Regions from separate parts of the Mus musculus genome. Here region 1 is linked to region 2. The links are chromatin contacts, found by Hi-C in ENCODE. All regions are on one chromosome and are shown on one strand. Each heading gives the region's core, a stretch centred on a gene start or an enhancer-like site at or near the end of the contact. The rest is flanking DNA. Distances are from core to core; before and after follow the strand shown. Region 1 overlaps Nab1 (Ngfi-A binding protein 1). Region 2 holds the start of Nemp2 (nuclear envelope integral membrane protein 2).

Evidence for each region. Hi-C counts contacts between places; a loop is a spot of excess contacts on that map.
Region 1: a map of adrenal gland shows a loop between it and region 2 (2.7-fold over the local background). The contact joins the enhancer-like site here to the promoter of Nemp2 in region 2. A Hi-C loop is called at or near these places in 1 of 37 maps with a recorded cell type or tissue (adrenal gland).

Annotation. Positions count from the first base shown.
Region 1 is chr1:52,462,957-52,468,352 of GRCm38, forward strand. It overlaps Nab1 (Ngfi-A binding protein 1), which reads right to left. Exons shown (of 8, transcript NM_008667.3): 5 at 3,934-4,023; 6 at 1,829-1,991. Among named protein-coding and RNA genes, the nearest start is that of Gm23460, 21 kb to the left of the region's middle. Within about 2 kb of position 2,009, at least 1 of the 3 ENCODE cell types and tissues checked has a DNase peak (open chromatin) inside an H3K27ac peak, as active enhancers do.
Region 2 is chr1:52,628,333-52,633,489 of GRCm38, forward strand. Nemp2 (nuclear envelope integral membrane protein 2) reads left to right here and starts at 2,373. Exons shown (of 9, transcript NM_001142647.1): 1 at 2,373-2,519. The coding sequence starts at 2,426.

The DNA of each region.
Region 1 (5,396 bases), core at 759-3,258, 170 kb before region 2:
AATGCTTACTAACGAGGTATTCTTATTTGAATTGGAAAAAAAAATCTTTGCCAATACATGTCAGACAGGATTAGCATCCATGACATATAAAGGAGTGCAGAAATCAGTCACAAAAACCTCTCCTCTCACCTTCCATTAATAACTGAACTAATGAAATGCCAAGGTAGAAATATACACAAATGGCAAAGAAGAAATATACACACATACACACTTCCTGAATATCTGGGAAATGGCTCAACATCTCAGCTATCATGCAAATGCAAATTAAAATTAAATTTCCACATCGCTCTAGTCGGAGTGGCTATCATTGAGCCTGCAAGTGCCAGAGAGGACACAGGGCAAGAATTCTCGGCTTACTGCTGGTGACAGTGAACACTGGTACAGCCACCTTGGAAACCAGTATGGAGGGCTCACAGAAAACTAAAAACAACCTCCATGCAGCCCAGCTCTACCACGCCTGCATACATGCCTGCAGTGTTCTGGAGACCCTACAACAGAGATGTGCGCGATCCGCTTATCACTGCACTCCTCAACAGCCAAGATATATCATCAGGCCCAGATGTCCACCAGCAGAAGAGCAGATAAAGAACACGAGGTACAGGTGCATGGGGGAGTTTTATTCAGCCAGCCAGAAAGAAAAGTAAAATGATAACACAGGGAAGCAGATAGGTTGGGAATCATATTACATTAAGTGAGGTAAGCCAAACTGAGAGATCAACTCCACAGTTTCTTTTGTATGTTGAACCTAGATGCACACACGCGCACACTGCACACGCATATATGTGTGTGTGTGTGTGTGTGTGTGTGTGTGTGTGTGTGTGTGTGTGTGTGTGTGTGTGATGAAACCAGAAAGGGGATGATAGGAAGAAGGGATTTTATGGAGGGTGAAGGGAGAGAGTGTAATATGGTATGTGTTACAAGAAAGGGGCTGTTGGAGGGAGGAAAATACTGCATGAAATACCACATCAAAACCTGTTACTTTTTAACAGGTTAAGTTATGAACTTAAATCATGTTTTAAAAGATGGACTCTTACTTGGTGAAAGAAATTATTAACAATACTAAGCACTTACTAGAAAGTAAATAATACATAAAATAAGACAATATCCTTCAGTATACTATTTACTGATATTGAAGCTAAGGACCGATTTACAGGGCTACACACCATTCCTCGCTACTTGAAGCTAAGCTGTGCATAAGCAAGGATGTCTTTTGCACTGCTCTGCCTTCTGGCCTTGGAGGCCTGCCTGGCATATAGAAAACACTTCAAAAAACCTTTTCAATGAGTGGATGACAATGACATGGGGTTTTCTTCATACTGAAGACAGGAGAAAAGCCAAAAACATTTTTTTTTTCAGAGTAGTAAAAACACTCATGACTCAGCTTTCTAACACAGACTTGTGTTAGGAAACAAATATACATTTTAGACAAATTGATTTTTGAAATTTAAAGAACGATGTTTCTGTCGTTTGGAAAAGGTGAGGGTGTACTTCAGTGGAAGGCCCTGGGTTCAATCCTAGCACCACAAGGAAACAGGTGCTATCAGCAAAGCAGCATCTTTGACGGAATCTGTTTCTTAGGGGAAATGGGCTGTATTCGCACATCCCTGTCCTGACCAAGCCTCTACACATGCGCAAGCTACAGTACAGGAATAATAAAACGTAAGGACTTTTAGAAATTAAAATATACAGGATGCAGGATGACCACTTTCCTCTGAAAAGGGACTAGTGAAAATGGATTTCTGCAGATATGATCCCTTCAAGACATAAAGGAATCCATTCTCCCCACTTCTCTTTGAGAGGCAAGTGGCCAGTCACTGCAGAGGCTCACCTTGTCCATCAGAGCTATCAGAAGGCAGGCCGCCATCAGGGCTCTGCTCGCCGGAGCTCTGCCTGTAGAGCCCGGCCGTGAGTCTCCTCTCCTGCTGCAGCCTCTCATACCCGGCCTGGGCACACAGGAGCTCCATCTGCTTCGCCATCCCCTTTTCAGCCTGCTAGTGAGTAAAGCAAAGATAAAAGCAATAACTAAAGCATTCTAGATTTCTTCATGGCCTGATGCTGCTAATTTGAGACACCAGCGAATGCATTTAGTATTTATTAAAAGGAGCTCACACTTCCTGTGGATGTATATCTGCCTCCATAACTATGAATGCATGCTTGTGTCATGTAAGACACCAGGTTTGTTCAAAAGGTTTCCTTTCAGTCCCATAAAGAGAACTCTATGTAAACTCAAAGCCAATGTAAGCTTCACTTTGTTTCCCAAGGTTCTGAGTCCTTTAAAGGATTTCCCCTTCTTTCTAAAATAGAAAAAAAGAAAAGAAATCAAGAAAGAAAGAAGATGGAAAAAAAGAGCCTAAGAGCAGCAGCAACATCTGCTGTCAACTGCTTTGAGCACAGGGTGAAATCCTGGCATCTTATTTTAGGATTTGGCGCTACCCAGATTCTGCTATGATGACAGCCTGCTTGGAGGAGAAAAGGTGTAAAATGCTTGTCTAGAAGAACAAGACAAACACACCTCCCACCAAAATTAAACAATGCAAATTATGCAGAGAGGCATCCCTGCCAGCAAGGATCTCTGCCTCCATCCCAGAGTGAAGCAGCATTTCCAAACCACGCATAGATGGACATGTTTGAAACAGAAGGCTGCTGTGTGACATATGAGGTCACCTCTGCACGTGTTTTAGAGGCTCCTTTTCTGTGTTCTGCTTTAAATTACTTGCATGTGATATTCAAAGCAGTGTGTCTATATGACATTTGCCAATGAAGTAATAGTCAAAATGCAGATATGATTCATTATCATGTTATATAAAAGTACTATAAGAATGCCACTATGTAAAATTGGTTACAAAAGTCATGATTCACAATTTTAAAAATCAATAGATGGAACACATAATGGATTAAAAAACAGAAGAAATACCCTTATTACTTTTCTAGACATGTACAAACCAGATCAAAGGTAACAACTTCATTTTGGCAAGTTAACTGGGGACATTTCAACAGGCCATTCTGGGAGGGAAACATAGTAGCAAGGTTTGGCAATACTAAACGGGCCTGCAAACAGGTCTGCAGTTCTGTCTAAAAGGGACATTCACACACGGACTTTGGAAATGTCCACTTCTGAGCACATACATAGTTAAAAATTGACTAAGATTTTGGGGTAGGAGGATAGCTATTGTAGCACACAGTACTGGCTGTAGAAGCCTGAGAAACCAAATTCAAATCCCAGCACCCACATGAAGAACTGAGCTGGGAGGTATGCGCCATGACTCCAGCATGAAGAACTGAGCTGGGAGGTATGCGCCATGACTCCAGTAGTGGGGAGCAGATCCAGCTGGGTTCCTGGGGCTCTGCAGCCAGCTAGAAGAACAAATAAGAACAAGGCTAACAAGAGCCCTGTCTCAAAAAAATCAAGGTGGGTGGACCCTGAGGAACCACACCCAAGGCTTCCGTCTGGCCTCTATAAACAGGTGCACACATGAGTACACCTACCAGCACCCTTGTGCACCCACACAAGCATGCACCCCCTGACATATACACAGAAATTAATAAAATTATCCAAAGCTACACACTAATTTAACAATTGTTCAGTAATGCTTTAAATGGGGTAAGAGTAGCAATGTTGACGATATGTTATTGAGATCTTGTGCTATTTTACCTAAGAGTTGTACCAAAATGGCTGTTTTCCCTGATACTCAAAGAATGTGTCACTTCCTACAGAACTACAGAGAGTAAGTAACAGCTTATCAGATTCTGTTCATGAGCCAAATGAAACCAAGATGTTCCTGCCATCAGACAGATAAAGCTGAGGACCAGAAGACATTTAACAACAAGCAGAAACAAACTGTATCCTCACAAACATCAAGTGGAAGCTAGCTGAAGCACCCACCTACCCCCAACCTATAGCTATTCCCATGACAGTCACGGCAGGTGCCTTACCTGTGAACCGAGCCCTGCAAGCTCCTCGCTCTTGGCTCTGGCCTGCTGGAAGAGTGTTGGCACAGATTCCTGGAAGTCGGGAAATCCATCCTGTGGGGCCCGGAGATTCAGACTTTGTTAGCACACAAAGCAAAGACAACCCTCTGCCCTGAGTAGTAAATAATCTGAGATCTTAATGTAGAATATTGCATTTCAGTCTTCGAAGCCACCGTGTCTTATTTTCTATAGTAAAACTGCAAATGAACAAGATTGGAAATCTGATGCTCTCTAGCACCAGCACTGGCAAGCAGACTTTATGACCACAGAGACAAGAGTTCCAACCAGCACCCCCTCACACACACTCACCTCACCGCCCCCCACCCCCCACTCACCTGCTGAACCAGCTCACATGCTCACACCAGACACTTGGAGCCTTCTCCTACTTCTAGCTTTACGAAAAGCACTGAAGTATTTCCATGAAAATAGCATCTTTCAATAGTTTTGACTATCCAGCACAAAAAGCATCAAGAGGCAGAACCCTCCACCAGGAAGCCACCTTTGCTGTCTAACGTTGTTGCAGTGGTCCTCAACGGTACAAGCATGTTGCTGATACTTCACAACTGTAATTTTGCTACAGTTCTGAATCTTAGAAAGCATGTGGCATGCAGGCTATCTGAGCCACAGGTTAAGAACCAGAGGTTAAAGGCCTTGTTTGGATGGGTTATGGGCTTCATCCAGCGTAACTTTCAATGCTGGGACTGGGAACTGTTGGGCTTTTAAAAATATTTTTTTTGTTAAATTTTTTTGACATGCAAAAGTTAATATATTGCCGTTGCATAAGCTTGTATATTACCCTCTGGTTTATATGTGACCGTTTTATAAGCTTGTGCAGTACCATGATTTGTACTGCTCTAAAGTCCAAAAGGGAGTTTTAGTAATTCAGTAAGTAGCCATATTGCCATGTTTTTTATTGCTTGTTTATAATCTGTCTGGTAAAGACCTAAAGTAAAAGAAAAAATTAAATTGCCACCCAACTTGAACTTCCCAGTACTTCCTGTGAGTCCCCTTTGTCAGGATGAGCCTACAATGGCCTACAGTACCTGTCTTCCCAAGTTAGTGTCTTTGGGGGGAAGGTAAAGCCAAGAGAATCTTTCTGAGCTGCTGAGAGGACCAACTGGGAACAGATGATGAGATCATGGGCTTATCACATGACAGCTGCAAAGTGAGAACAGTCATGCATCCAATATGTATGGAACACGATGGTGGGCAACCTACCCACCATTAATTTTAAGTTCTTTTTTAACTGCTTATTTGCTGTTATATAAAAGGCTGCTCTATATAAAGCTACAGGCAACTATGATGGCTTTAGTAAGGAAGCCTTAAGAGGAGGCCACTAGGGTCTCCTTAGAGAAATCCTTATTACCAATGCAGCTTTTTCTTTGTGGGATAAGCTACATGCCTTTAACACAGGGTTAAGAATGTAA
Region 2 (5,157 bases), core at 1,123-3,622:
CTTAGCAAGAGGAATCACAGAAAAAGTGTGAGGAGCGGGTGTGGCAGCAGTCCCAAGAAGGCGCCAGGGACTGCAGCTAAGTCTTATGACTTGCACCTGACTTCCTCATACACCTGAAAATAAGCCACAACCGTCGTGAGAGCTGCACAGGTGCGCCATGATGCTGGTGGTTTAAACAAGTCCATATTTGGTGGAGACATGCCCCTGCCGCCCTGATTGGCTGAAGCTGCGTGCCTTGGTGAGGTGACATGGCCTGCTGTGAGTGGATGAGGACTGAGAGTATATAAGAGTGAGAGGCCCGGGGTTCGTGGGAGATAGATGAAGAAAAAGTTGAAGCGAGAGAGATGAAGACGGAAGTTTGCTGAATAAACTGCCGTTAGAAGGACTGGTGGTCGTGTCGTTCTTGCTGGTCGAGAGCGGACGCGACAAAAAAGAGCAAGCTTCCTTCTTCCATGTCCTTTATATAGGACAAAGAAAGATCTGGAGTAAAAGTATGTCTTCCCACTTCAAATGATGAAAAGAAAAATTCCTCAAAGGTGTACACAGCCATTTGAGTTTAAATTAATTCCAGATGTAGTCAAGTTGATGACCAAAAATAGCCACCATACCTAAGGATATTAAATATTTATTGACCATTTGTATTTTTACCTTTGAAAACAACCTATTCAATTCATCTACCAATTTAGTAATTAGATGGTTTAATTTTGTTTTGTTTTGTTTTGTTTTTTGATCAGCGCTGCAAACATATGTCTCTGCTTGTTCTCTATCTATTGAAGACAGCTTTAAGAAAGTACATTAGTCATTTGGTGATATGTTTCTTTCAGTTGCTTTCCTTAGCATTATCCCAAATTAACCAAACCAGTTTGAACAGAATTGGAGCAAAAAGTTGCTTTGCAAGAGGCATACCAAGGGGATCCAGGGAAAAAAAATGATAAAGGACAGATTCCAATAATGAAGGTTTATTTTTAAAAATCAGCCCCTAATAATTTCCTTAAAAAAAAAAACTCTGAGCTTTTACAGCCACATACTAGGTATACACATATACGGGGCATTTGGTGAAAGCCTCCTTTAGATAACTCAGAGACATTCTTTCCTATTTAGACCATTAAAAAAAATTGAAGCTGAGTTATTAAAAAAAAAAGATTTCTATTATATCGAGCTTAGTGCTGTTAGTGGAAGACTGGAATTAGAGAAAAGAACACAACTTCTTACTCTAGCTTTGTGTGTGTGGTGGGGCAGGGATGGGGATCAGAGGAAGGTTAAATTAGGTCTCATGTAGCCAGACTAGCCTTGGATCCCCTATGCCACTTAGGCTCACCTTACCCATCATTAACTCTGTTTCTCAAATGGTGGGATTACAGTCCACTACCACCACACTCTTCTGCCCTACTTCAAGTATGAAATAGTAAGTCACACTGAAAGGTTTCCAGAGACCAAAGAAGGCTTGCTCTTAACACAGAATTATCCTGATCATCAATAAACCATAGGGCTCAGAAACTGTGAGTCTCTTTCTAGGACAGACTATTCTCTTGTGGTTGGTGGTGGCTTTCTCTGCTCCCCAGAGTGGTTTACTGTGCAGCATTCCAGTTTCTTGGAGTCTTCTGTCTCAATAGGCTGACTTTAGAGAGCTATCATCTCTGCCAGGTTGGTTATGTTTAGAACACTCACTATATCTTTGAATTTTTAAAAATACAATCTCATTTTTAAAAGAAGGCTTATTTTTTAATTTAAGTGTATGGGTGTTTAGCTTGTGTGTATGTCTGTGTACCATATGTCTGCAGAATTCAGAAGAGGGCAGTTGATTCCATGAAACTGTAGTTACATATGTTTGGGGCTGCTGCCATGTGCACGCTGGGAAACATGGGTTCTCTGGAAGAGCGATAAGTGTTCCTAAGCACTGGACCATCTCTCCAGCCTCCAGATCTCTATTAAAGTAACACTTTATTAATAGTGAACTTATATAACCCTTTTGGGTTTTTTTTTTTTTTTTGAAAGATACTGTGTTCATGAGCTTAGACACAAATTATTTAAGCACCAAATTTCTCAACTTGTTGCTTAAAAAAAAAAAAAGGAAGAGGTGAAAGGAGGGACAAACAAACAAACAAGTCAGGCTTTTGTCTAAGTGGGGCTTGCTGGTCTTATTTCTGAGAGGGTGCATGTGAAGAGCCTGCCTTTCTGAGTGGCCCGCACCAGTGCTCTGAGAACCCTGCGCGGGGCTCCGGCGTGTTTTAAACTGCCCGCCAACTCTGCAAGCTGGCCCAGGAGCAAGAATCGGGAAGGCAGGTGATCGCCCCCTGGAGGCCACTGGGAGAGCCGCTCGGCGGACCGCGGAAGGGCGGGGCCGCAGCCGGCTCCGCCCCTGCAATCCCCTCCCTCCGCTTTCCCGCTCTTGGTCCGCTGCGCCACTTCCGCCGCTCTGGCCGCGATGCTGCCTAGGTTGTGGTGGCTGGTGCTCTGGCTGCAGCCCCTGGCTACACTGCCAGCGAGCGCGGTGCACGACGAGGAGGCAGCGATGTCAGGTAACCCCGGCTCCGGGCGGGGGGGCCTCCTTTCGGCGCCGCAGGGTCACGCGCGGCCGCGGCCAGGCCCCGCCCCTGTCTGCGGGCATCGGATACTTCAGTGTTTTGGTTTGTTCAGGATCACACCGCTGGACAACCGCACAGCTGGCCCTTTGTCTGCAGTTTATGTCTGAAACCTTATTTTATCTGTCTTCAGAAATCTCAGGAAACTCAAGGCTAGAGAAGGATAGAAGCTTCAGAAAGGAACCGAAATTCTGTTTCTGATTGGCTGCTGTGACCTGGGTAGCTGGTCATATGCAAAATACTGCTGATGCTCCAGCATTGAACCAGGTGCACAGGAAGTCTCAGTGAGCTACTCAGACTGTTTGGGGTGCTTAAGATTCTGGCTCAGAAAGCTGTAGCAGCAAAACGCAGTCTCCACGAGTTTAACATTTATTTCTACCATTCACTACATCCTTCAAAAGATTGCTTGTTTGTATTCTTCATTACATGGTCACTTACAGACTCAAGGGAGGCTGTCAAGATACAGACTTTCAATTGGATAATATTCCGACACCGACAAAGTTAGTAGGGTGTCTAAGACTGAAAGAGAGAATGGATGTTCAGTAAGCAGTTATTAGCTTCTGTCACACCTTGTGCCCATACTGGTATCTTGCAGTGAGTTACACCTTAGGGGACGGTCTGTGGTCAGCTTTTCATTGAACAGGAATGTGTTAATTAACTATTTTGTGCTATGCAGGGCTGATTTGCTCTAACTGCATTGTCTTATACTGATTATTCATATATGCCCATTTTACATGCTAGAGAACAAAGAATTGGTAGTAAATATAATAGGTACTTGTGAAAATATAAAACAGTTTGAGGAGGAGGGCTCCTGGGCGTGGCAGCAGAGGGGTAGAAGTAGTTATATAGATTCAGAATCTTGGGCTCTAGTGCAGTTGTTGATTTAACCTGTAGGTGTCGTATTCTCCAGGGCACACAGGTATTATTTCTGCTCCTTTTATTTGCTTCAAGGAACTCAGTTTTTCAAGTTTTGCTGCTGTATGGGTCACCATATAGCCCTAGCAGATCTGGAGATTTTTACATAGACCAGGCTGGCCTTGGCTGTACAACATTCCTGCCTCTACCTCCCAGGTGAAGGGTTTTCAGAGCTGTACTGTTGCGCCTAGCTTAATAGTCCTCAGTTGTGTTAAAGACGCATGTAAATGTTCACCAGGACTTTCTTTCTGAGAAGTGTAAGATACCCAGGAGATGATAAAATTCCAGTTCACAGCTGAAAAGAAAATGGCAACTTCTGTCTTGCCATTCCAGATATTCCTTACGTTCACATAGGAGGGGATCACTGTCCTGCAGTGTTGAGTGACACCTTGGGAACCCTTGGTTGGCTAGGTCTAAGAACTGCTGCTACTGTAAAAGCTATGGTCTTATGAGGGGCCTGTGATGAGACAGCTAGACAATAATCTCTCTCACCCACAGGGAATGTATTTTTTAAAAAAGCACTGCAGTACCGAACCTTACATGCCCCCCCCCACCCAGTGTGTGTGTGTGTGTGTGTGTGTGTGTACATTACATATCACAGCAAGAGATTTATAATTATAAATCAGAGCAAGAGATAGTTATTACAATTCATTACAATAAAATATTGTGGAAAAATTATTTGAACTTACATATTTCTACTTTGAAAGATTTTTTTCATTTAATATTTTCAGACCTTGGTTGAACACAAAAACTTGAAGCCTCAGCAAGTGAAATTGAGTGTAATGGAAGACTGGGGGGGTGGGGGTGGGTTGCCTCTGATGACGTCTAAGACCCTTTCCAACTCTGAGAATCTGCTTTGGGTACTTACACGCTGCCATGGCACGAAGAACATCCATTCCAAGGCCAGCCCTCTGATACCCTATTTGTAGAAAAGGCAGACGCTTGTCATAGAAGAGAAACGGCAAGTCAAGCATGACTCTTAATTTGAAACCAGTAGGTCAGATCCACGAACACTGCTTCCCTTCACATGAGGCTCTGGAATGACGTCCCATGCTTCCACTCCAACAAGAGGTCATTTGAAGTTCCTCTGTGGCAAAAGAAAATGTCTAAAGGTAGAATCCGACCTGTATGTGTGTTAGTTAGGATGTGCTAATTTCAGTTCCATTCTCATGACACTGGAGAAAGAAAAATTAAGTTTTATATTCAGGTTAAAAACAACAAACTGGTACTGGTACAAGAGACATGTTACTTATGTAGTTTACATCTTTGAAAAATGTGAATTAAACTAAATACCAAGAAAGATAGCAACTGCATCTGGACCCATTCATTATCCTTGAACTCCCACAAGGAAGAAGGAACCAGTTTAATGAAGCCAGTGGCAGCGTTTACTGTATTCTGGTTCTGGTCACATTAGAGGATCAATTTTCTGGTTGCAAATTGTGGAAGGCTAGGTTCCCAGAGGGGAATGGTGATGAAGGTTTTCTTGTTTGTTTTGTTTTTGTTTTTGTTTTTTGTTTGTTTGTTTGTTTATGGGAAGTAGTTGCTCAGGCTTGAGAAGTGCTTGTGGTTTTCATTTTTAGAAGACTTGATGAGTAGGTTTAAGTACTGCCTGCTCCTCGGGTTATGACTAAATATTCTTACCATATGTCTGACTCAACTT